Linked DNA regions of Homo sapiens: region 1 is linked to region 2. A link is an interaction called in ENCODE POLR2A ChIA-PET data of the cell type or tissue named here. Cell type or tissue: Panc1. All regions are shown on one strand. Each heading gives the region's core, and the rest is flanking DNA. Links, peaks and the distances in the headings are about the cores only. Region 1 has its middle 23 kb from the start of INSIG1. Region 2 holds the start of LOC124901784 (a long non-coding RNA gene).

The links. ChIA-PET counts read pairs that join two places held together with the same protein. Peaks named below come from ENCODE experiments on the same cell type or tissue, not always from the same donor. Only the 100,000 strongest peaks of a DNase experiment are listed, where the experiment ranks them.
Region 1: POLR2A ChIA-PET joins it to region 2 with 17 read pairs; 6 of 35 experiments call an interaction of 5 or more read pairs at or near these places.

The regions. Positions count from the first base shown.
Region 1 is chr7:155,268,791-155,280,613 of GRCh38, reverse strand. No RefSeq gene overlaps it. Among named protein-coding and RNA genes, the nearest start is that of INSIG1, 23 kb to the left of the region's middle. RefSeq lists an enhancer at 10,133-10,633. In Panc1, for the core only: no CTCF peak of the experiment used is centred there; no DNase peak of the experiment used is centred there; H3K27me3 peaks cover 211 bases.
Region 2 is chr7:155,212,477-155,224,299 of GRCh38, reverse strand. It overlaps LOC124901783 (a long non-coding RNA gene), which reads right to left. Exons shown (of 2, transcript XR_007060603.1): 2 at 7,139-11,823. It overlaps LOC124901784 (a long non-coding RNA gene), which reads left to right and starts at 6,958. Exons shown (of 2, transcript XR_007060604.1): 1 at 6,958-9,668; 2 at 10,251-10,989. LOC124901785 (a long non-coding RNA gene) reads left to right here. Exons shown (of 3, transcript XR_007060605.1): 3 at 834-2,256. RefSeq lists a silencer at 9,967-10,261. In Panc1, for the core only: no CTCF peak of the experiment used is centred there; a DNase peak (open chromatin) is centred at 7,240; H3K4me3 peaks cover 674 bases; H3K27ac peaks cover 235 bases.

The DNA.
Region 1 (11,823 bases), core at 1,860-9,859, 57 kb before region 2:
TGCTGGGCGCCCAGTGTCCCCTGCTGGGAGCTCCACACTCACTCCACAGTGCACGCATCTACACAGCAAGACCTCACTTGGGGTTGTCCATAGGTTCTTGGAAACTGTGACTTTAGGTGAAACGACACATATCAAACATCAATTTCTCCGGAGGCTAATTGATATAAACAAGAGTTACATTCCTATGGTATAGTTCTGGCCACAAAAACATCACCAAAGAAGCACACTTCTAATACGAAACACTGAAATACATGTGAGCTCTACGTGCATTTAAGAAGGTAAGATCGCCCTGTCTGGGAAGTGAGGAGCACCTCTGCCCGGCCCCTGCATTGTCTGGGATGCGAGGAGCGCCTCTGCCCAGCCGCTGTGCAACCCTCCAAGTGTGAAGTGACAGCCTTGTGTGTGATCTTTCTGCCCTCCCCAAGTTTGCATTTTCGACATTAAAGTTTACTTTTTAATTAAGTTTTAAATTGGAGAATATACATTTAAAGTAAAAAAAAAAAAAGTAAGATCATTACCCAATTTCTGGTGAATCTATGAGTGACCAGGTCGTGGAGGGGCTGCGTTAAATCAAAAATAATGTTGGCCAAGCCAAAGCTCTGAAGTGCCTCCCCCTATCATGTGGTTTCAAAACAAACAAGAGCCAATTCTCAGCCCGCTGGGCCTTTCCTACTGCATCTGGTATTGTCCTGCATCTCTGTGTGAATACCGTATGCTTTACGAATTTTTATTTGACAAAATTTGTATCCTTTCATTTTCCAACCTGCTTATTCCAGTTCAGGGTGGCAGGGGGCTGAGCCCATCCAGGCAGCTCAGGACCAAGGCGGGCAACCGTCCTGGAGAGGACGGCATCCCATGGCAGGGCACAGTCACACTCACACTCACTCAGATGGGGATGTGCCAGTGAGCCTCATGTGCACAGCTTTGGGATGTGGGAGGAACCCGGGGTACCTGGAGGAAACCCACAGCACATGGGGAGGACATGCAGGCTCCACACAGACAGTGGCCCCTCTGGGGATCAATTATTTTTTCTCATCCATGTTATAACTACCTTATCACTAAATGATGTTGAATGAAGGACTTTAGTGAGAAGTGTGCCCTCGCCCATCTGTGACACTGCGGCTGGCTTTCCTAAGGGCTTGCTTATGAATCTGCTGTCTCTGGTCATTTCATCTTTCTGTGTGCAGGCAAGTTGCTGATTTTTATTTTCTGAAATAACTTCTAGAATCAGAGTGAGGTCCGTAGTACCTTGCTAGTGCACCCTGGCTTCAGATTAAAATGTATTGACTGCAAGAATGTAAGACCATTCCCTGGCTTTATAAATAATACTCTGTTTCAAATGTTTCTCTTACTGGACATGAACTTCAGAACCAGCTTGGGATCAACCACATCACGTTCAGAGACAAGCCTCCCAAATGCTGCGTGATGGGGAAGCTGACCGCCCTTTGCAACCATTCTTGACTGAGAGCCATGGGTGGGGCTCGCCGTGGGTGCTGTGAGAGCCGCACCCTGGGCGGAGGTTTCCAGGGCTTCAGCTGCAAAGTGCTAGGAAGACTCAAAGGGTAGGGCCTGAAAGCCCCTCTGAGAGGCAGCAACACAAACCCAGGGGAGGGCTCTGTGCGGACTTATATACTCGTGCCTCTGCTTAATTCATCTAGAACCCCTATGGCTGTTTACATAACAACTATAACACTTCATGCGGCTTATATGTATGTGGAGGTAACACATAGGCCACTAGGAAGGGGGACAGTGGTAGATGGACCTTTTTTAGGTGCAAAGTTCTTGGCTTTATGTGAAGTGAAGCAGTGTTAACTAAATAGGCTGGGGCAAGCTAAGGATGTACATTGCCATCACTAAAGCAACCACTGAAACAAAAGTGCAAAAGAAGATATAGATTATGATGGGGTGGTACAAAAGTGTTGGAAATAAACGGTGGTGATGGTTGCACAACATTGTGAATGCATGCAGTGCTACTGAATTATACAGTTTATCCACGGTTTTCACCATTTGGGAAGTTTTATGTCATATATGTTTTGACATGATAAAAGAAAAATTACAAAACATAGCTTAAAAAGCCGATAAATAGAAAGCCAATAGGTAAATAAAAATGGGATTGTAAAAAAATCAGTCAACTCAAAAGAAGGCAAAAAAGGAAGAAAACAGCAACAACAACAATGAAACTGAGGGACAAACAGAAAGCAAATCTCCGAATGGAAGACCCTGAGCCATAAGGAAGATCACATTATATGCACTGGATTCCACTTTCCAAAGAGAAGGCAGAGATACTCAGAGTGGATAAAAATGCAAGACGCAGTGCTACGCAGAGAAGCTGAAAGAAAAGATGGAAAAGGCAAACCACGCAAACAGCAGTGGGAAGAAGGCTGGAGGGGCTTTGTGAATATCAGATAAGATCCCTGAAGACGGAGCGTTACCAGAGACAATGAGGGATGTTCATAATCATGAAACGGTGTGTTTACCAGGAAGACATAACAGACATAACAACCAACAATGTATATAAGCCCAGTAACAGAGTTTCAGAATCATGAAGCAAGCCTCAACAGCGATGAGGGAGAAGCAGGCAGACCCTGGGCCAACTTCCTCGGAGGGCTGCCGGGTGCACAGGGCTGGGGTGTTAGTACAGGGGTCCTAGTCGACACCCAGCTATGCACGCTCTGCAGAACTGTCTACAAACCAAGAGAAAACCCCTTTTCCCCTGCTGTGATCAGAAATCCTGACTTTAATTCCAGTTGCAGTGTGTGTGGCAGAATGTGGCCCGTGAGTCAGAGGTTCTGAGTTCCGGTTGTGACTTGGCCACTCAATTCGTGACCTGGAATAAGTCATACACTTCGTTGAACTACAGTTTCCTTAAAAGTCAGTAGACAGTTTAAAAAGTCATCAGATAATGTTTAGGACCATTTCCACCTCCAGGAATTGGATACTCATTCTGGGCTTTGGATATTTTAACCATTTTTACAAAAAGGTATGAGGTATACAGTTTTATTGCATAAAGTCTTTGAAGAATTATCTAAGTAAAACCATTTCCCTTGAAAGCATATTGAGGAAATTTGAATAAGGCTGGAAATATTTTCATAATCTTGTGCTTGCGTAGGAAACACACTAAGTCCTTTTGTGCGGAACTTAACATCTGTGGCAGCTAGATTCCCTCACTAGCTTACCCGCTCCCCACCCTCTTCGTGGAATTGTTGTAACCATAGAAAGTAAATCCAGGTACAAAGCACTGGCTCCGCCTTCAAGCACCTTTGGGAAGTGGTTTCATCTCCAGTGCCTCAGTGCTCCCGTGATTGAGTAAAGGGAGAAAGGAGTCATCCCCAGCTCACAGAACAGTCCTGCGGCCCGGGGAGGCAGTGCCTGCAGACAGCCTGGAGACCCCGGAACCTGCTCGGCCCTCCCCTCCTGCTAGCTTTCTGCAGTTCCCCATCCCCCATTCTGCCTTCTCTCAAGGTAAAATTGTGGTTACAGCAATTAAAGGTATTCAAACACAGCAGAGCAGATTTACTCGATCAGCTGTGATGGCTTTGCAGGCACCAGGTCCTTCAAGGCGAGGCTGGAGGGTGCGGACTGTCCTCCCTGCTGGGTTTGGAAGGCTTCCCTGTTCCTGTCCTCTCTGGTCATGACCTGTGGTGACTGCGTCAGGAGTATTTGTTTGGCTCAGCATTATTGATTTATCCTGCAGTATTCCTTTCCCGAACTGAGAGAGGTCCAACAGCAGCAAGTTAAAGAAAGTCAACCTTTTGGGATATGGCCAAGGAGGCCCTCTTCCCAGAGATTTGGGCTTCACCGGCCACTGCAAGTAGCCTGCAGGGTTGTCATTTTGGATGGCTGTGGGGCAGTACACTTGGAGGCAGGTGGCTGTCTGCAATCCCCTCAGCTTCTTTGAACATGTGTTAAGATACGGTGGCATCTGCAAGTGGAAGCTGATGCTCAAACCGAATCGTGCCTTCACAGCCCCTGGGGCCTCGGTACCCAGATTCTGCAGGTGAGCAGGTCAGGAGTGGGGCCCAGGCTTCTGCATTTCCAGCAAGCTCCAAGGTGAGGCTGAAGCTGTGGGCCTGTGGACCCCACTTTGAGAAGTGGGCTTTAAGGAAACCCGTGTCACAAATGACGCAACCTGCCTTGTGTGTTTTCTTTGTCTCCCATGAGAACGTGAGCACGATTTCAGTCAGCATAGACTTCTACGGAAAAACATTCATTCAGAAACATACATCATGCTGTCTCCTCTCCGCCTCCTCTCCCTTTTCCCTGGATCTCTTTCCTTCAGACGTTGGTAAGCCAGTTTGGGAGACGATTTTAAAAATCCTTATCTGTAATGTATTTCCTTGTGAACTGGGAAATCAGGAGAGCCCTTGAACCATGGAGCATCTGCATCATGTGACGTGCTTATGACAGAAGATAATCAAACACTCCGTCGGCACATTATTGGGCTAGACGCTGCATCCGATGCTCAGTTTCTGCTCTCAGGGAGCTCACTTAAAGGAATCGCTTCAGGAAACGCTTAGTGATCATAAGGCATTAAATATTAGGATAGATGTGTGCCCAGTTTCCTATGTACTGTGATATGTTACTAAGCAAAAATTTGATTTAATTAGCTTTTATTAATTTAAAATTGTGTTTCTAGAAATGAGGCTCGAGAGAACTGCGACATTATCCGTGGTGCAGCTCAACTGCCCTACCCTGGTCTCCTTGGAAGGAGACAGTTTTTCCCACTCATGGTTGCTACCACACTTTTTTTTTTTTTTCAAGACAGGGTCTTACTCTGTTGCCTGGGGTCGTAGTGCAGTGGCGCAATTTCGACTCACTGCAACCTCAACCTCCCAGGCTCAGGTCATCCTCCCACCTCAGCCCCCCCAGTAGCTGGGACTACAGGCGTGCATCACCACACCTGGCTAATTTTTGTATCCTTTATAGTGACGGGGTCTTGCCATGGTGCCCAGGCTGGTTTCAAACTTCTGGGCTCAAGCAGTCTGCCCGCCTCGGCCTCCCAAAATGCTTTGATTACAGGCGTGCACCACTGAGCCTGGCCTGCTACTACACTTCTTTTGATTCTTACAAGCTCATTAACTGGTATTAGTAATATTTGTGAACCTCCCTGCTGAACTATAAATCCTTTGAAGGCTGAATTTATGTCCTAGTCATCTTTGGGTTGCCCACCATACCTGGCACAAAAAGGTGCTCAAAATTCCTCCTTCAATGATGCTCACTACTCCCTGGAGCTTGGAGTTGCTTTGCTCCAAACCAGTGTTAGGTGGGGCCAACTGGACCACAGGAATGGGAGACAGACAGGATTCCTCTTTCCCTTTCCATAGTCCTTCAGGCCCAGGATTTGAGGGCTGATGATGTGTTCATAGATCGATGCCCCAAATTTGAATGCTTTCTCAGTGGACAGGTCTTTGACATGCTGGTTGTTGCAGGCAGGGAAGCATTGGTTGGCACAGATGGAGGCACATAGGACTCCAGGCGTGGGGTTTGATGTCAACAACACAGTGGTGTTTGGTGTCAGTGACTGCCTTGCAACACAGATGTTACTGACATTTTAACAAAGTGTTCTCTCTTCCTAACCTCAACTGAGAAAAGCAAAATACTGATTTATTTTCCAAAGCTTTGAGTGTTCCAGAACATATTTGCTGGCATAGGATCAACTTCTGTTGTCTTGATTCTATATCGAGTGTCATCAATTTAAAAGCTCGTTTTTGTTTAGAAGAAAGAAGGGAAAGACCAAGTGGAAAAACTCACTGTTCCACCTGAAATGTTGTTTGGGAGGGAAAGCAAAAAAAAGTTTCTCAATCTTTCTGGCACTTTTAGCTCTCAAAAATATTTTTTTCCTCCTTCCAGCCAGCTTGGGATTCTCTCCAGGGCTGAATCCATTCATGTGCTTTAAGAAATAATCTTAGCAGGAGTTTACATGTTTAAAAAGTAAACTTAGGAAACCTTTTTTTCTAATGAAATGCTAACTGACACCTGTTTCGTAAATGATCCACATACCCACATTCCCCAGCCCTCCTGCCACCATTTTATTTGTTTATTTTTTGTAGAGGCGGGTTTCTCACTATATTGCCCAGGCTGGTCTCAAACTCCTGGGCTCAAGTGATCCTTCCACCTCAGCCTCCTAAAGTGCTGGGATTACAGGTGTGAGCCACCGTGCCTGGCCGATCATTTTCTCAACTTGCCTTATGACCTCATCCAGACCCTCTTTCATGAATAAGGGAGGTGCAGCCTTTGACCAGGGTTCCTTCTGCAAATATTTCTGCCCATTCTCAGGGAAGATGTACCTGTTCCAGGACCCCTCCCTGCTGCCGGCTGGGCTTCTCACCCTCAAAAGGCCTCTCACCCCACACCTCACCAAGCCCACCCCTGTCTTAACTCCTGAAAACACAGCACACCCAGGTTTTCACAGATAAGACATTTTTACTGAGAGTTTATGGGAAATTGAAAGGAATTACATTGTGAAAAAGAAAATATAAGCTGAGGAGTTTATGGGAAATTGAAAGGAATTACATTGTGAAAAAGAAAACATAAGCTGAGGAGTTTATGGGAAATTGAAAGGAATTACATTGCGAAAAAGAAAACATAAGCTGAGGAGCAAAAAAAAAAAAAAAAAAAAGGCAAGACTTTGGGCATTCTCCCCCGGCCCTGGACCCTTGAAGCTCACCTGGCCTCTTTCCCCCAATCAATATGACACTGGACTGTGGTTTGAATGTGTCTCCCAAAGCTCATATGTTGGAAACCTAAGCCCCAGGGCAACGTTGTTGAGAGGTGGAACATTTAAGAGGTGATTAGGTCATAAGACGTTACCCTTGAGATTGGATTAATGTCCTCATCAAGAGAGTGGATTCAGCCCTGGGGGAGTGTGTATGCTACGTGGGAGTGAGTTCGTTATAAAAGCCAGTTCAGCTCCCTCTCTCCATCTCTCTCTTATGCCCTCTTGCCTTCTGCCTTCTGCCTTCTGCTCGTGGGATGATGCAGCAAGAAGGCCCCCAAAAATCATGAGACCCTCAGCCTTGGACTTCCCAGCCCTCAGAGCTGTAAGAAACAAATCTCTGTTTTTTATAAATTACCCAGTCCTAGATATTCTGTTAGAACAGCATAAAACAAACTATGACACACAGTCAGGGTGGGGGCAGCCTTCCACATCCTCAGGCAGAGCGGATAGGCCCCCGGAGCCTCCATCTCTCCATTGCAGAGGGTAAGCTGAGCTTCAGCGTTGAGTAACCGAGGAACCATGCACGGTCCTCCCTGGTCCACCCCTGTCCATTCCCCACAAAGGTCAGACTTTTTACAGTAGGAATTCTGCTTTAACAGTGATACCAGCTGAACCAGAAGCCAATGGCAGCTTGAAACAGCAGCTTGCTCCTGTATCTGAGGATTCTGTGGTCCCGAATCAGCACGTGTCACAGGTAGAGCCGAGCTAGGAAAGAGCTGCTCTGGTCAGAGGGGCGGGGTGACCAGAACGTGCACCATCCAGGCCTCCTCCAAGATACTCCAAGGACCTCAGCCCACTCCCTCGCGGCAGGGAGCAACCCCCTCCTCTGTTGTTGACCAGGTGCAAGTTTATATCATTTTTAACAAGCACTATTAATTGGCTCGTGCTATTTTTCACAGCCAATCTTTAATCACATTTGTCAACATACTGTGCCTCATCCCTCACTTTGGGTTGTTGCTTATTTTGGTCAAATGCATCCTTTGTTATTTCAGAGAGCAGCCATAGGTGATAAACCCTCAGGGTTTTCAGACGTCTGAAAATCTTTTTAGTCTTGCCATCACGTGCGTGCGAATTCAGCTGGGTGCAACATTAGGGGCTTGTAGCTATTTCCCCTCACATCTCTGAATACATTATGTTGTCATCTTTTTGTTCCTATGGACAGGAATTCAGTCTAATTTTGTTCCTTTGTAGTAATCTATTTTTCTTCCTCTCATAGTGTTTAAGAAATCTTTTCATTTTGAGATAGCTTTAGATTTACAGAAAAGTTGAAAAGATATGTCTTCGGTTTCCCCTGATGTTATCTTTTTTTTTTTTTTTTTTCTGAGATAGGATCTAGCTCTATCACCCAGGCTGGAGTGCAGTAGCACAATCATGGCTCACTGCAGCCTCGACCTCCAAGACTCAGGTGATCCTCCTACCTCAGCCTCCTAAGTAGCTGAGACTACAGGTGCATGCCACCACGCTCAGCTAATTTTTAAAAGATTTTTTGTAGAGATGAGGTCTCACTATATTGCCCAGGCTAGTCTTGAGCTCCTAGGCTCACGTGATCCTCCTAAAGTGCTGTGATGAGAGGCATGACCCACTGCGACATAGCACATTTGTTAAAACTATGAAGCCAATATTGGTGCATGCGGTCATCTGCACTCTAGGCAGTGTTTGGGTTGCCCGGATTTTTCTGTTCCAGGATTCCGTCCAGGAGGAGTCCTGTGTCTCCCTGGTCACCTCTGCTCTGGGGCAGGTGCTTGGGCTTCCCTTGTGTTTCAGGACCTTGGCAGTTTTCAGGAGGACAGGGCAGGTGTGTCATAGAATGTCCTGCAACTGGGAGTGTCTGACATTTCTCTCACCGTTAGACTGGGGTTGTGGGAGTTTTGAAAACTACAGAGGTGAGGTTCCCTCTCATCCCCCAGTATCCAGGGGTCCTGGTACCCACAACATCAATCCCGGCTGAACCTGGCCTTTACCACTTGGGAAGGCAGCGTTTGGCAGAGTCCCCACTGTGAACTGTAAAGTCACTACTGGCTCTTCCCGGACTCCATGATGTGGAAGGGACTCTCAGTCCTGCCCACACCCAAAATGGGGGCTCGCCTTGGCCTCCCAGAAGTGCTGGGATTACGTGTGGGAGCCGCGACACCTGGCCAACTTTTCCATTTGAATGAAGTATAGCTTTATCATTTCCTTTGAGAGTGGGATCGATTGTTAATTCATTTTTTCTTTAAGACAGGAATGTATTCACTCTTGAAAAAGGTTTTACACCTCTTTACACTGAGAGGTTTACCTTTTTGACCTTGTTACGTAAAGTAAGAAAAATAAGTTCATTCAAGAAAGTTTTAAATAAATCCATATCTGATAGAAAACTGAATATCTGGAGTGCAGCCTTAGCCTCCGTAATGACATCATATTCTTCTAAGAAATATCCCCTGGGACTCCCATCAAAGACAGAATGATGGTTTTGACCCAGTGTGACATTTGTTTTATTTTGTCCTTTTGATTTCTGACACTGTAAGTACATCCATAATCCATTGAGGGATAAGGACACTTACATACTTTGCTGAAAAAATAAATATCATGAAATTACCTTAAAATTATTTCTATAATTGCTCTCTTCTATGATGATCATTGAAGGCCAATTCTGTTGCTATAAAAACTCTACTGATACATTATTCTCCATGTGTGTATTGGGGTTGATAATCAATGAGATCAAAAGTCAGGCCTATCAGTGGAAGAAACTGATAAGAAATTGTGGCTTCCTCTGTTCCTTGTCACCCTGTGTTTTTCTGGCATTATTTACATTTACACCAAATCGTGCAGGTGGAACTCTTTTTTTGTGGTTGAGAAATACATTAAGTTGCTACAATTCAAGAAGTTTCTTCTGGGTTTGTCAGAACGGATGTTTTGCAATGACAAGAGAAAAGTTTTTCTCACCTGAATGATGAGTGGAAAATAGTGGCTGTTTATGTGGGACTGTACCTGGTGACACTCGACATTATGTTTAATTTCTTTATTTTTATTGTTGAGGCAGAGTTGTGCTCTTGTCATCCAGGCTGGAGTGCAATGTCACAATCTTGGCTCACTGCAACCTCCGCCTCCTGGATTCAAACGATTCTCCTGCCTCAGCCTCCTGAGTAGCTGAAAAGACAGGCACCCATCACTACGCCCAGCTAATTTTTGTATTTTTAGTAGAAATGGGGTTTCACCATGTTGGCCAGGCTGGTCTCGAACTCCTGACCTCAGAAGATCCACCCACCTCGGCCTCTCGAAGTGCTGGGATTATAGGTATGAGTCACTGTGCTCGGCTTATGTTTAATTTCTATAGATGTGACACATTTGGGTGCCAGTGGTCCCACCTGCAGATCGCGGGTCATTTGCATTTGCTGCCACCCCTACTGCAAAATGACCTCTGCTTTTGTTTCCCTGCCCTGCCCTTCACTCCTGGTGCCGTCACGTGGAGATGTTTGGAGGAGACCGAGAGTGTGCTGTCGGCACGCATCGTCCGTGAAGCAATGGGGCAGAGTTCATCCCTTACTTCAACCTATGCATCGCTGTTTTGTGCATCGTCATAAAAACAACACATTCCAAATGCACTGTCATGGGCTTGGAAGGAAAATAATAAAGAAAACAAACCCCAAATGAAATTGCACAATGTCTAGAGTGTCTTCAGTGCGTTTTCTTCTGCCTTAAAAAACCAACCAAACAAAAGCGACCTACTTGAGACCATACAATGAGGCAGACACTGGATGTTTAGCTCCCAGCCCCTGACCCCCCTGCCGGCCTGGCAAGGTGAATCTTGGGGATATACAGACCTCCCAGCTGCCCTGGTTGCTGGGTGCAGGTGCAGGACCCAGACTCAGCCAACAGCACACACAGCCAGCTCTAAAGTGGAAGCTGGTGGCACAAGGCAAAAGGCCAGCATCCTTGGCTTCGGAGGTGGCTTCATCCCCTCTTCAGGAGCAGTGGGTCAGTGGCACTGGGCCCGTGTCCAGTCCTGACCTGTGCTGGCCCTGGAGCTGCAGTATTGCTGCCCCCCAGGCCCCTGGCTGGGCTCCTGGTCCTGCTGCTGCTCGGCCTCTCCCTCGTTTCTGACTCACGTCTGAGCCGGGTTCTCCAGCAGTTCTGTGAATTACTCCCAATATGAGATTTTCAATTAGTCTCATATTGGCTTAAATCTGCTGGAGTCAGTTTCTGTTGCTTGCAGCTAAGAACCTGCCTGATGGACATAACAGAGACAGTTTCAGGACCTGAACTTCTCATTTAACTGCATGTCTTCATTAGCTTGGATTTTTCTCTCGTCAGAGCTTCCTCGTGTGAACACTTTGGTTCATTCTTCCTTACTATTTATCATTGCAAGCACATATATGGGCCTTGCTCTGTGCCAGGCACAACCCTAAATTCTCAGTGTATGTTAGCTCCACTCTGCACAATGCAACCAAGTGGGTTCTGTTATCATTGGCACCGTACAGACCACAAAACCGATACGCATTGTAAAAAGGGGCCCACTTGGAAAGGGGTGAGAAGAAAAACAACAGTTCCCTCCCCATTCTCTAACCCCACCTTTGTATCAAACCTAAAGTAGACATAATTTTACATCAGCCTCTTCCAGCAGAAAACAGAATGGATCCAATTCAGGCTTCCACTGCTAAGTGCAAACCCAGCACTTTGGGTTGAAACTCTTCTGGATGTAAAGTTTGGATTTCTTTCATAGGAAAGTTATGAATGAGGTCACAATGGAGCCAGCTCCAGTGTCTACTGCAGCTCCTGCCCCAGTTCCTGTTGGTGGAAGCTGTGATCTCAGCCTGGGTAGAAAGATGAGAGGCCAGGGCAGGGGGTGGTGGAGATGTCATGGGATGAGGCATCAGGAGACCAGGCTGGGTCTTGATCTGCTATCCTTGCTGTGTGACTATGGAGAGGCCCTTTTCCCCTCTGGCCGAGGTGCCTGTATTAGTCTGTTCTCACAATGTTAATAAAGACATACCCAAGACTGGGTAACTTATAAAGGAAAGAGGTTTAATTGACATGTCTGGGGAGGCCTCGCAATCATGGCAGAAGGCAAAGGAGGAGCAAAGTCACATCTTACATGGTGGCAGCAAGAGAGCGTGTGCAGGGGAACT
Region 2 (11,823 bases), core at 2,644-10,643:
TCTCCCTCTCTTTTCTCCTCCTTTCTTCTTTCCTCTGTGTCTATTTCTCTCCCTTCCTCTCTCCCTCCCTTTCTTTCTGTCCCTCTCTGGTTCTGTCTCTCTGTCCCCCCTCCACCAGTGCTTTATCTTAAAACAGAATTTCTAATCGAGAGGTTTGTGTTTCTGAGTATTTGCCTTCTCATTTGGGGATATTCTTCTGGTCACCCCTCATGTTCTTTAAAGCCTGGCTTGAGTCTCCCCAACTGCAGGAAGGCTTCCAGGATGAATACCATGTCTTTCCAATACATTTCTTGTCATTTATCTCAGCCCTTATGCAGTCACCCTTTATAGTTGTAAACCAAAAAGTGGCAGAGACAGGCCTCAATCAACTCAGAGGTTTATTCTGCCAACATTCAGGATGTGCCTGGGGAAAAGGAACAGGAAACCACAGGAACAACCTGAGATCCAATTTTTCCAAAGAGGATTTTGAGGGCTTTAATACTGAAAGGGGCAAAGCAGGCAGGAGGGGAAGGGGAGGGGGTGTGGTCATATGTCTGAGTCCACACATCGCATTGGAAAGGAGCGGGTACAGGAATCATCCATCATGTATTTGTCTTGTGCTCAGTAAATCTTTGCATAAGATAAAGTCAGCATAAGAGCAGCTCCCTGTGGAGACCCCTGGCCTGCTTTCCGCAGCAATTTGCTCTGGAGCAGAAGGAAAGGCAGAGGCTTGCATGCCTCAGTCCCAGCTTAGCTTTTCCCTTTGGCAGAATGAACTGGGTCTTGAGATTTTATTTTCCTTTCACTTAAATGATTTTAGGGGCTTCATCTGTGTATTTCTTCTTTCCAAATAGGTCGGCGCTGCCTCAGGTCTGAAATGATGTCTTCTCTTTCCTGTTTTCTGAGCAGCTCATTCTGCTGCCCGTCAAATAGGCCCTTTCCCCAGGACCCTTGGGGTCCAGCTGAGTGGAGCAGCCTCCCACACTGGAAGCCTTGAGTTTTCCCCACCTGGGCCTTTCTCTCTGTCCCTGACATCCGGTTGGTCACCAGATCCTGGCAGTTGAAAGTCATTCTCAAGTCCAGCCCCACCACTGCACCTCGGTCCATGCTCCTGGACACCAGTCTCTCACCGAGCGCTATGCGTGGCTTGCGTCTGCGGCTGAGAAATCCTTTCAAACGCACGCCTTCCCTATTATATCCAGCATAGGATCTGACCCGGCAGGACCTCAGTAAAGACTTGTGGCTGCTTTAAGAGTGGGCACCTGCCGTCACATTTTCCTCAGCATTTTCCCTATGCTGCTGGCGCATTGGGTAGCTCTACTCAACCCATGACGGATTGCAGATCTTTTGGCCGCTGCATTCACAAATTTGTCCCGAGCCGCTCCATGGAAGGCATCCCAGAAGCCTATCAATCTTCCCATGAGTGTTCAAGATTCCCAAATCCCCAAAAGGCCCTAATACCATCTCTGTGTGAGCAGCTGCCCATGTGTTGGGGAGTGCCCTGCCTGAGGCAGAGGGCGCACTGCATCTGTTTGGAGGTGGGTGAGCCTCACGTGTTCTGCACAGGGCATGAGGTAGGCATTGGAGAGCAGCCCTGGCCCCCCCACCCAGGGGACAGTAGGTGGGGTTCTAAATTATGAGTCATTAATCAGCTCTTCATATGTCTGAATTATTCATAAAGTAAGTGCTTGTGGTTTGGATGCTAGTCTATGAATATATAGGCAAATTATTTATTATGGCATTTACATGGATTTTGCAAAAAAGTTTTCCAGAAACCCTTTAGGTTCAGTGGTTGAATTTAACAAATATTTCCTGTGCACCTACTCTATGACAGAAATTGTGATTGGCGTTAAAGACATAAAGATGAATAGGATAATAAGCACCTGCCTTCAGTGTGCTCTGGGTTAGCAGGGAGAACACACAATCCAGCTGGTCCACAGAGGCTGACTTATTAACAACATTTATCACAGCATGTGGGAAATATGAGCTAACTGTATTTCAGATAGTAACATGACCACGCCAAAACCAAACCAAATCAAAACAAGGCAAGAAACCAAACCAACAAACCAACCCCACCACCACAACAGAAACTAACCCAAGTAACATTGAACACGGAACCTTGACCTATAACCCTTGTCCTGCAGACAAAATACCTGCAAACAAATATTGAACTTGACTTGTGGGTTTGCTTTCACTGTGGTGCAAGGTAGCAATTCTGTAATGATTTTCTGTCTTGTAGGGTTGAGCAAATACAAGATTCCACCAGTGCTGTTGGAAGCCAGCGTTCTTGTTTTTGGAAAGGGGACATTTTCTTTCTTTCTCTTATTTTTTTCCCTCCCTCCCTCCCTCCCTCCCTCCCTCCCTCCCTTCCTTCCTTTCCGTCAAAGCACTTACAATCTTCTCACATACTATACAATTTACTTATTTATTGTGTTCCCCATTTGGTGTCTGTCTTCCCCCCGGGGGCAGGGCTCTTTGCTGCTTCATCCAATATGTGTTCACGATCTGAGTGCCTGCAATAGTAGGCATGTGCTTATCTAGTGAATGATGGGCAATGGTGGTGGAGATGCAGATTAGGACCAGGTCATGGGGAGTACTGGATTACGAAAGTGAACACATTTGGATTTCAGCCTGTTGGAAAATGAGATGATGCTGGAAGTGGTGAAGGGGCTGCAACATGATGAGAGCTGTGGGCTGGGTCTCAGTGCACTGGACCTGAGGCAGAGGTGTGGTTGGAGGCTTGGAAATCCAGTGGATTTGTTACAAGTGACAGGAACCTGACTCAAACCAGCCTGAGCAATGAAGACAGTGACCTTTCCAAGGGCACCTTTGGTTTGGGTGTGGCTGTGCCAGGGACCTGCTCACCTTGGGGGAAAGGAGAGGGAGAGCATTAGGACAAATACCTAAAGTATGCCGGGCTTAAAACCTAGGTGACGGGTTGACAGGTGCAGCAAACCACCATGGCACATGTATAGCTATGTAACAAACCTGCACGTTCTGCACATGTATCCCAGAACTTAAAGCAAAAAAAAAAAGCCAGTGAGCTCAGGGGGAACCAGGCCAAGGTCACCCTGTCACCTCTGCTGGCTGAGGCACAGCACATGACCAGCAATTCCAGGGGTGGGAAGACAGCTCCATGTCTTGCTGGGGGAGCTGCGCAGCCTACAGGGTGTGGGGGAAGGCAGGGCCTGTGAGGTCATTCTTGCAGCTCCCCAGAGTGGGGGCACAGGGGGACTTGCTGCTCCATACTGCTGGCCTCATCTCCTTGAGGCATCTCCCGCCCAGCTTCCTGAACTGGTCTGGTGGCTCTTTCCATTGTTAAGTCTGGCTGTACTGACACAGATGTGGGGTGACTCCCCAAGGTCCACCGGGAAAGCCTGCCCACTCCCGGGATGGCTCTCTTCCCTTCTGATACGGTTTGGATCTGTGTCCCCACCCAAATCTCAGGCTCAACTGACATCCCCAGTGCTGGAGCTGGGGCCTAGTGGGAGGTGATTGGATCACGGGGCAGTTTCTAATGGTTTAGCACCCTCCCCTTGCTACTGTCTCGTGAAAGATTTCTCACAAGATCTGGTTGTTTAAAATGAGGCCCTTCCTCATTACACAGGAGCATGCCCAAGTCCAGGAGGCCAAAGCTCTGGGTTGAGTCTGCCCAGCTTCCGAGTGAGTGAATTCCTGCAGAGAGAGGCGCTGCTGAGAAGCTGGCCCTGCAGGAGGCACAGAAGCCAGTGTGGAGGAGGGGCCAGGCTGGGGCAGGGCTGGGGGCCCTGGCTCCGTCATGTCATGTTGGCGACCACGTGGACTCGAGGGCTAAGCCCAGGTCTCCTTGTCTCTAAGAAGGGGTTCAGAAGCTTGACCTTGGCGGGAGTGAGCAGTGAGTGAGCGGGCTTGCACTGGGCCCAACTCATGACTAGTGAGAGGGGTTGGTGTGCCCTTGAGCTCACATGTGCCTCCTGCACAGGACACCCCCTCCTAGAGCCCAGCCAGCCCGGCAGGAGGGCAGGGCATGTTCAGAGAGACAGTGGCTGAGTGAATGGAGGGCTGGCCCAAGTCACAGCCGGGGGTGCTCACTGAGGCCTGGGGGACTGGGCTTGGAGCGGAGCACCTGGCCGCTGTCCCTTCCTGGGGTTTGCAAAGCCCACCGTCCCACACTGCATCATGCTGTGCTCTGCACCACATGTGTCTGCACTCAGCTGCGGCCACCACTCAGCCCTCTCCTGGCATCGCCTGGGCAGTACCCAGCAGGGCCCAGGCTCGGGGTGGATCTGGATTGCCCAAGGGCACACTGGGGAAAGGCTGCCTTCCTCCCTACGGTGCCAAAGCCCAGAAGATGAGTGAGCTCAGCTGTGATTACACAAGACAGGCCGTGGAGCCAGTAGAATTTTCAATCAAAAAATTAACATCAATGTATGCTTACCATGGAAAATACAGGAAAGAAGAAAAGAAAATTAAAATTACTTTTAGTCTTACCAGAGATAACCAATATTAATACATTGGTGTATTTCCTTCTAATCATTTCTTAGAAGCCTGTGTGTGCACGTGTGTGTTAGAAAATTGGGGATATACTGTAGATGCTTCTGGGGTTTGCATTTTAAACTTTTTTATATTTCAAGTATTATTCCATCATTTTAAATGGCTGCATAATATTTCATCACACATCGGGGTCTGTCAGAACTGATTTAACTTTCATCTATGGGCTTTGAGATCTTTCACTGTTTTTCGCATTACTAAATGTAGGAGTGTTTGGGGGAATGGAATACCTAGCTCAGAGTGGGAGGCAATGAGAAAACATTCTCCGTGTGCTTTTAACAAAATTCATATCAGCTTAAGGAAGAGTTTTAAATACGGTGGAAAGCAAGAGGCAGACATTCGTTAGTAAGATGGTTTCCTAACACTATTTTGAGGGTTTCTGAGACCCTTTGGAGAGGAGCGAACGGAGGGCAGTTGGTGCAGGCTCAGGAATGTTCTCCGGAGGGGCCTGGAGTCCTCACGCGAAGGTCGCCTGAACCTTCTCCGGGGCAGCCCCGCCCCGGTGCACACACATTCTGGGCTTCAGAGGATTAGGACACCTGGCGTCGCTTCCTGAAATTTTCCCATTGAGAGACCTGTCTTTGGTCTTGGGGTTCTATGGGGGCTCCCCAAATCCGGGATTTTTATGTAAATTGTAGCTCTCGTGTTCATTTTTCTGTGTATGCGGCATAATGACAGTCGTTAGATTCTGAAATCAGCCCCTGATCCCCGCACTGAAGAACCCCCATTCAGGCCCTCTTTTACCGTGGAGGCAGGTCACTGGGACGGTGCGTCCAAGCGCTCACATCATGGGGGTAAGTGGGGTGGGGCTGGAGAAGCTTCGGGAAGCATTAAGCTGCTCCTTCCTGAAGCAGTGGAGTTGGGGAGCCATTCCCAAGAGGGGCTCATGGGTGAGCCAAGGAATGCAGGAGGGGGTGCCGTGGGGAGGGACTGTGAGCCAGGGCGTCCAGTTCGGGACTAGGGCAGAGCCAGCAGGCAGAGACCCCAGCGACTCCGAGGACAACCACTGCACTACATCCAGGGACAGATGAGGACTGTGGGGTCCTCACAGGGTATGGGAATTGCAGGGGTGCTGTGCCATGCTGTTCCACACCTCTGTGGCTTCACAAGGGCCTCCTCATTTCCAGAATGTTCCTCCTGTGCCTTCATGGGTAGGTGGGTACCCTGGTGCAGGGTCTCCACTGCAACCTTTGTAGGGACTGACCAAGCTCCTCCTCCATTGGCTGAGAGACGGGGACACAGGGCTGTGCCCAGCTCCTTCCCTCAGCCTGGGGTGCCCCGAGGCTGTCTGGCTCCAGAGTTGCCTGCGGGGTGGCCCCAGGCCTGGCAGGCCCAGGGCAGCTTTACTCCTCCCTCCCTGCACACCTGTTTCCTACCCTTCCCTTTAAGGGCTGACTTGACTTCCATGGACCAACATTTATTAAGAAGCTACTGTGTGTGTTGAGGTGCGTGGTTCCCTGACCTCCATGGATTAGGCGAGTGGAGGAACAGGCATTCAGACAAAATCCCCGTGAGACGCGGTCACTGCTACAGACACCCCAGTGTTTGGTGTGGTGGGGTCACCTTTTTATTATGTTTTACGCATCAGGCACTGGACTGAGGATGCTCCAGGAATGGCATAGCTGGAGAAAGTTAGATGAGGTCAAATTTTGAAAATTGCAGCTCATTTTTATACTCTGACAGCAGCAGAAACCCCCTTTCTCTGGCTAGTTGGCTGATGAATAGAAAAGTTGTACAGGTTGGAACGATTTAACAAAAATACATCTATCTTATTTAAATTTCAAACATAAAAAGTACGTTCCAGTTTTATTTTTAGTGTAGGGTTATTTTGGAGTTGAGTTCACTACTCACTAGGGCTTCCGGCCCCTTCTTGTGTAAATTTCACTCCTGATTATGATCTGGGACTTCTGGCAGAGTCTCTAAGTGGAATGACTGTGCCAGGGGTGTCCAAATGACTATGACATCCTTGGGGTTGACAGGCACCAACTGATGAGGGCACTAGGGAGCTTTCTGAGTGCTAGAATGCTCTATTTTGAACTGTATGGCCACAGGATCAGAATTCATCAAGTTGTACAATAAAGACTAGTCTTAGGTCTTTTATGGCTCATAAAAAAATTTTAAAACAAGGTAGATTGAGAGCTAAAGACAATCTTAGGTGGAATCCTGCCTGACTTTTATGATTGTTTCCATCTTTTACCGGTGTCTCGCCCACACATAATACTGTATCTGGATGTACATATTTTATTTATTTTTTTAGAGACAGGGTCTTGCTCTGTTGCCCAGGGTGGAGTGCAGTGGCACACTTGCGGCTCACTGCAGCCTGAACTCCTGGGCTCGAGTGATCCTCTCACCTCAGCTTCCAGAGCAGCTGGGACCATAGGCAGGTGCTGCCACAACCAGTTGAAAAATTTTTGTTTTTTTGTAGAGACAGGGTCTTGCTATGTTGCCTAGGCTGGTTTCAAACTCCTAGCCTCAAGCCACCCTCCCACCTCAGCCTCCCAAAGCACTGGGGTTACAAGTGTGAATCACTGCTCCTGGCCCCAGTATATGTATTTAGGCATGCTTTTTATTGAATCTTTCCAAAGTAGTTCATCTAAGTTTTCATAGAAACAGTCACTCATTCTTTTTGCACTGTTTCTTCAGTTGGTGTATTGTTTAATTAGATTCCTCGATTACAATAAGTTTTAGGAGCAAACATGACTAACTCTTGGGAAACACGTGGTACATGCTGCTCCCAGCCCCTGGTGCTCAGAATCCCCTGGGTATGGGTCAGCCAGCTCTAGGGGGAGCAAGAATGTCTCTCCCCAAGCCCTGCTGGTCAGGAGCATCTCAACCCCAAGCAGAGAACCATTTGGGGAGATCTGTTGACTGGTAAATAGTCAGCCCCTCACTCTCACTTGCATAAATCTGGATCTTTACTGTGTGTGTGTTTTAATTTTGCAAAACAGCTTTTATGGAAGGGACCAGCATGTCACCTCCTCACCGTTTACATGGCTCTCTGACGACCTCCCATCAGAGTGTAGATCAGACATAGAAGCCGCCAGCTCTTATCCTGGCTTCCCCATTAAACTGTGGTGTGGCCTCAGCTGAGTCACTTCACCTTGCCTCAGTTTATTCATCTCTTAAATGGGAATATGAGCATTACACTCCCACAAATGACTGTGGTGAGTATTGATAATAAAACAGGCCTCACCCAGGTGGAGCCTGGGCCCGAGGGCTGCCCACTCTAGGCTCCTCAGCATCAGGAGGTCATAGGCGCCTCCAATGGACCCCTGGAGAGCGTGAGGGTGCTATTGAAAACAGGCTCCTCTTGTCATTGCACTGCTCCCACGGGGCCTTCACCAGGAATGAGCTTCAAGGTCAACCAAAGAGGAGAAAGAGTAGAGGGAACGAGGAGGAACATTGAGGACTGTGAGGCAGATCCAGGGACCAATGAGGCACCAAATGTGTCCTCCCCACTGACTGCCTTGGGTGGGGTTGTCCAGTTTCTGAAGGATTCTCTGCAAGGCCTGGCCCCAGAGAGAGGCTTTCTGAATACACTCAAAGATGCTTTCCCTGGAAAACAGTACTGCAGGCAGAGACGCAGCTATCATACGCGGTATTGTCAGGAGCTGGATTTTGTCTCCACCAATTCGGGTGTTGCAGCCCTAACCCCCAGGACTTCAGAATGTAACTGTATTTGAAGATAAGGTCTTTGCAGAGATGATCAAGTTAAAATCCTCATGTCTGGTGGGAAGGAGGACCTGGGGAAGTGAATGGTGACATCTGGATGAGGAAGTTTGTTCTGGGCAGATGAGGGGGCCCTAGGCCCTGAGAAGACCCCATCCAGGAGCTGGGAGCCCGCTTAGGAGGCTCATATGAGAGAGGGGATCCAAGGTCCCGGCTTTACAGGGGCCACCTGGGGCAGAAATAGCCCAAGCAACATCATTCCTCACCTGTCAATGCTGGGGGATAAATGAATATTTAAGAGAACATTTGTAGTAATCTGCAAAGGACAGCTGTGAGGTGGGTAGCAGCTGCCAGGGCAAGTAGGGGATTTGGAGGCTTCTGAATCAGATTTGATGATGGAGCTCACAGGATTGTTCCTAGGAGGCAGTTTTTTTTCTGATAATTATAAATATTCTCATCCGTGGTATATTCTTTCTTATCTCCCTCAGATGTTTGAGGATAACACATAAAAATGCATGATTTCAAACCACTGCTGCATTTTTTTTTTTTTTTTGAGACGATGTCCTGCTCTGTTGCCCAGGCTGGAGTGCAGTGGCACAATCTCAGCTCATTGCAATCTTCGCCTCCCAGGTTTAAGTGATTCTCCTGCCTCAGCCTCCCGAGTAGCTGGGATTACAGGTGCTCACCACCATGCCCAGCTAATTTTTCTATTTTTAGTAGAGACGGGGTTTCGCCATGTTGGCCAGGCTGGTCTCGAACTCCTGACCTCAGGTGATCTGCCTGCCTTGGCCTCCCAACACTGCTACTTTTAAAATCTTTTCTATTTTCAAGCAGCAGCAGCTGCTGGCAGGTTTTTCTCCAAATGACCTTTATTTTGTCTCTAACAAAGTGGATGGCTTTCTGGGAAAATTCCTGATGTGGGTGCGGGGGAACAAGTCGGGCAGGTCCCTTCTTCCTGCAGGGTCCTTGTTTCTCCCGGCAGTTTGTACTCCTTTGCCTGGGAACCAGGCAGTGGCCCCCCCTGGATACCAGAGCTGAGCAAGCCCCCCGATCCACTTTTCTTGGAAGCCCTGGGGCTTACCGCCTGAACTTGATTTTGTCAGTATTACGCTCGCAAAGCTGTTTTATTGACTGACAACGTGGAATGCAATAAATGTTCGAGACATCTGCACCCAGCAATCGTTTTCTCTGTAGGCAGGTTGCCAGGAAGGCCACGACCCGCTCAAGCTCCTCTCGTGACGAGGACGCCACCTGAAACAGTCGGGCTGCAGTCGCCGCCGTCCTCCGGCTCCCACTCTGCTGGGGTCTCCCTGCTGACCCGGCTTCCCCAGCGCCTCCGGTTCTTCCCAGCCCGATCTCTCTCCACTGTCATCCTCAGTGCCAGCCTGTCTCCCACGCCAGCTCGTAAACTCCAGGGTGGCGACTTTGTCTCACTTTCTTTTGTGTTCTGAGCACCTGACCTGGGCAGCCCTGAAGGCAGCTGTGTGAGGGTGAGTCTGCTCACGTGCCTACCCTATGATGAGGTGTCCTGCTCACCTGTGGGGTCATGCAGGGCCGCTGCTCCCCTAATGCGATCCCATAAACAGTGCAGAGGTTGTCTCGGGGCTCTCGCAGCTGCTACGTGGCGCCTCCGCTGAGCGTCACCCAGAGGGCAGCAGCGAAGGAGGGGCCGAGCTCTCCACCTCCTGCTCCCTCTCCTCTCTAACTTTTCCTGCTGCCGTTCTCTTCCTGGGGCTGGGGCTGAAACCCTGGCATCATTATCTCTGCAAACTCATCTCTGTAAATGCCCAGGCAGGCGTTCTCCCTCCTCCCACCCACGGACCCCCGCTTAGTCCAGCTCTTACCTGGGTTCTTGCAGAAACTTCCTAACAGGTGTGTCCAGGAAGCACTTCAGATGTTTTCTCTGCTGCTTCTGGTTATCTTTTAAATCAGAGATGGGGGAGTCAGGCCCCATTTAAACGTCTCCTGGAGCCGAGTGGGAGGACAGCTCTTGGGCGTTGCCTGGGCTGGTGGGGCCAGCTCCCTCCTGACTGCCCCGCTGTCTGCCAAGAGCATTTTTCCCATTTTTCCAGAGTCCAGGCGGTGGCCATGACCCCCGAGCACGCCAGGCGTTATCCCAGCTGAGCCTCCAGAGTCTCTGGGCTTTCTTCATAGGTGCTGGGGCAGTCACTCTCAGCCACGACAGGGACACACGAGGCCCACCTCCCAGGAGAAAGCGCCTCTTTCCTCGCCTTTCTGGCCCCAGAGAAATACAACTTTCAAGAAAGAGTTTGTTCATGACAAAGTGAGACAGAGTTAAGAGAGAAACTCAGGATTCAAGGTGAAGATGTCAGATGCGCTTGGATGTGGGAGGAAAGATCCACCCTGGCCCTCAGTGGAGAGTTCTGACAGTGGTGGGTGCCACTGGGGCTAGGTCCTTTGTGCTGTGGCAGCACCATCTCCCCCAACCTGCTGCAACTGGGGCTCAGCTGCCTTTTCCAGAGATCGTGGGGGGTCGCCTCAACTGCGGGGTCACCTGTCCCAACCACTCTCAGCCAATGACTGACAGACGGGCTCTGGGCTGGGGCCTCTGGGCCTCCATGAGGGACCTACTCTACAATTGACACATCAGGGCAGACATTGTAGGATGTGAATCACTGCAGGGGGAGGATGCCTGGCAGTGAGACTGTCTGTCCCAGGAGACAGGAATCCTCACATTTCCCAGACAAGGCCAAATTGGGTGTGTGGGATTTTCTACAAAGTTTTAAAGAAAAAAAATTTTTATTCTGAAATTATCCTAATTGTGGTATTAAAATGTCATTTATTTATTTATTTTGAGATGGAGTCTCACTCTGTCACCCAGGCTGGAGTGCAGTGGCACCATCTCATCTCACTGCAACCTCCGCCTCCCCAGGTTCAAGCAATTCTCATGCCTCAGCCTCCCAGGTAGCTGGGACTACAGGTGTACAGGTGCGTGTCATCAGGCCTGGCTAATTTTTGTATTTTTAGTAGAGATGGCATTTCGCCATGTTGCTTAGGCTGGTCTCAAACTCCTGACCTCAAGTGATCCGCCTGCCTCAGCCTCCCAAAGTGCTAGGATTAAAGGTGTGAGCCACTGCACCCAGCCAAAATGTTTTTTCTTTAATCCAGTAATGGTGATTAAAAATCCTTGCTTAACAAAAGAAAAAGTTGGTCACATACGTCAGTCCTCAAATGTGTTCTGAAACATTCATGGGCGTACCTCCTAGAGGCTGTGAGCCACGGCTCTGCAGGCATCTGGCTCAGTCCCCCTCTCCGGCTCCCCTGGCCCCCACTTTGGCAGCTCTTCCTGGGCTGTGATTTTGTTTCTGCAGAGTGGCCACCATTCTGCAGAAACGGTCATACCCTCTGGGACCCTCTGCCTCACAGAGGCCCCCACGTTCCTGGGCCCTCCCTAAGGGGAGCCTTGTTTCTCCGAGGAGATCTTGGGCTCACCGGTTATGTTTCAGGGACCCACAGGACAGGATTCCTGGCTCTAGTGTTTAGAAACACACTTGAGAGAGCCAGGTTGAAAGCTCTCCCTGGGTGCGTGACCACACTTAGGTGGTGAAGGTGGGGACGCCTGCATGGGCGCTGGGGGGCTCATGCACAGCTGGCCACCCTCATCCCTGGTTTGTCAGCGCAGAC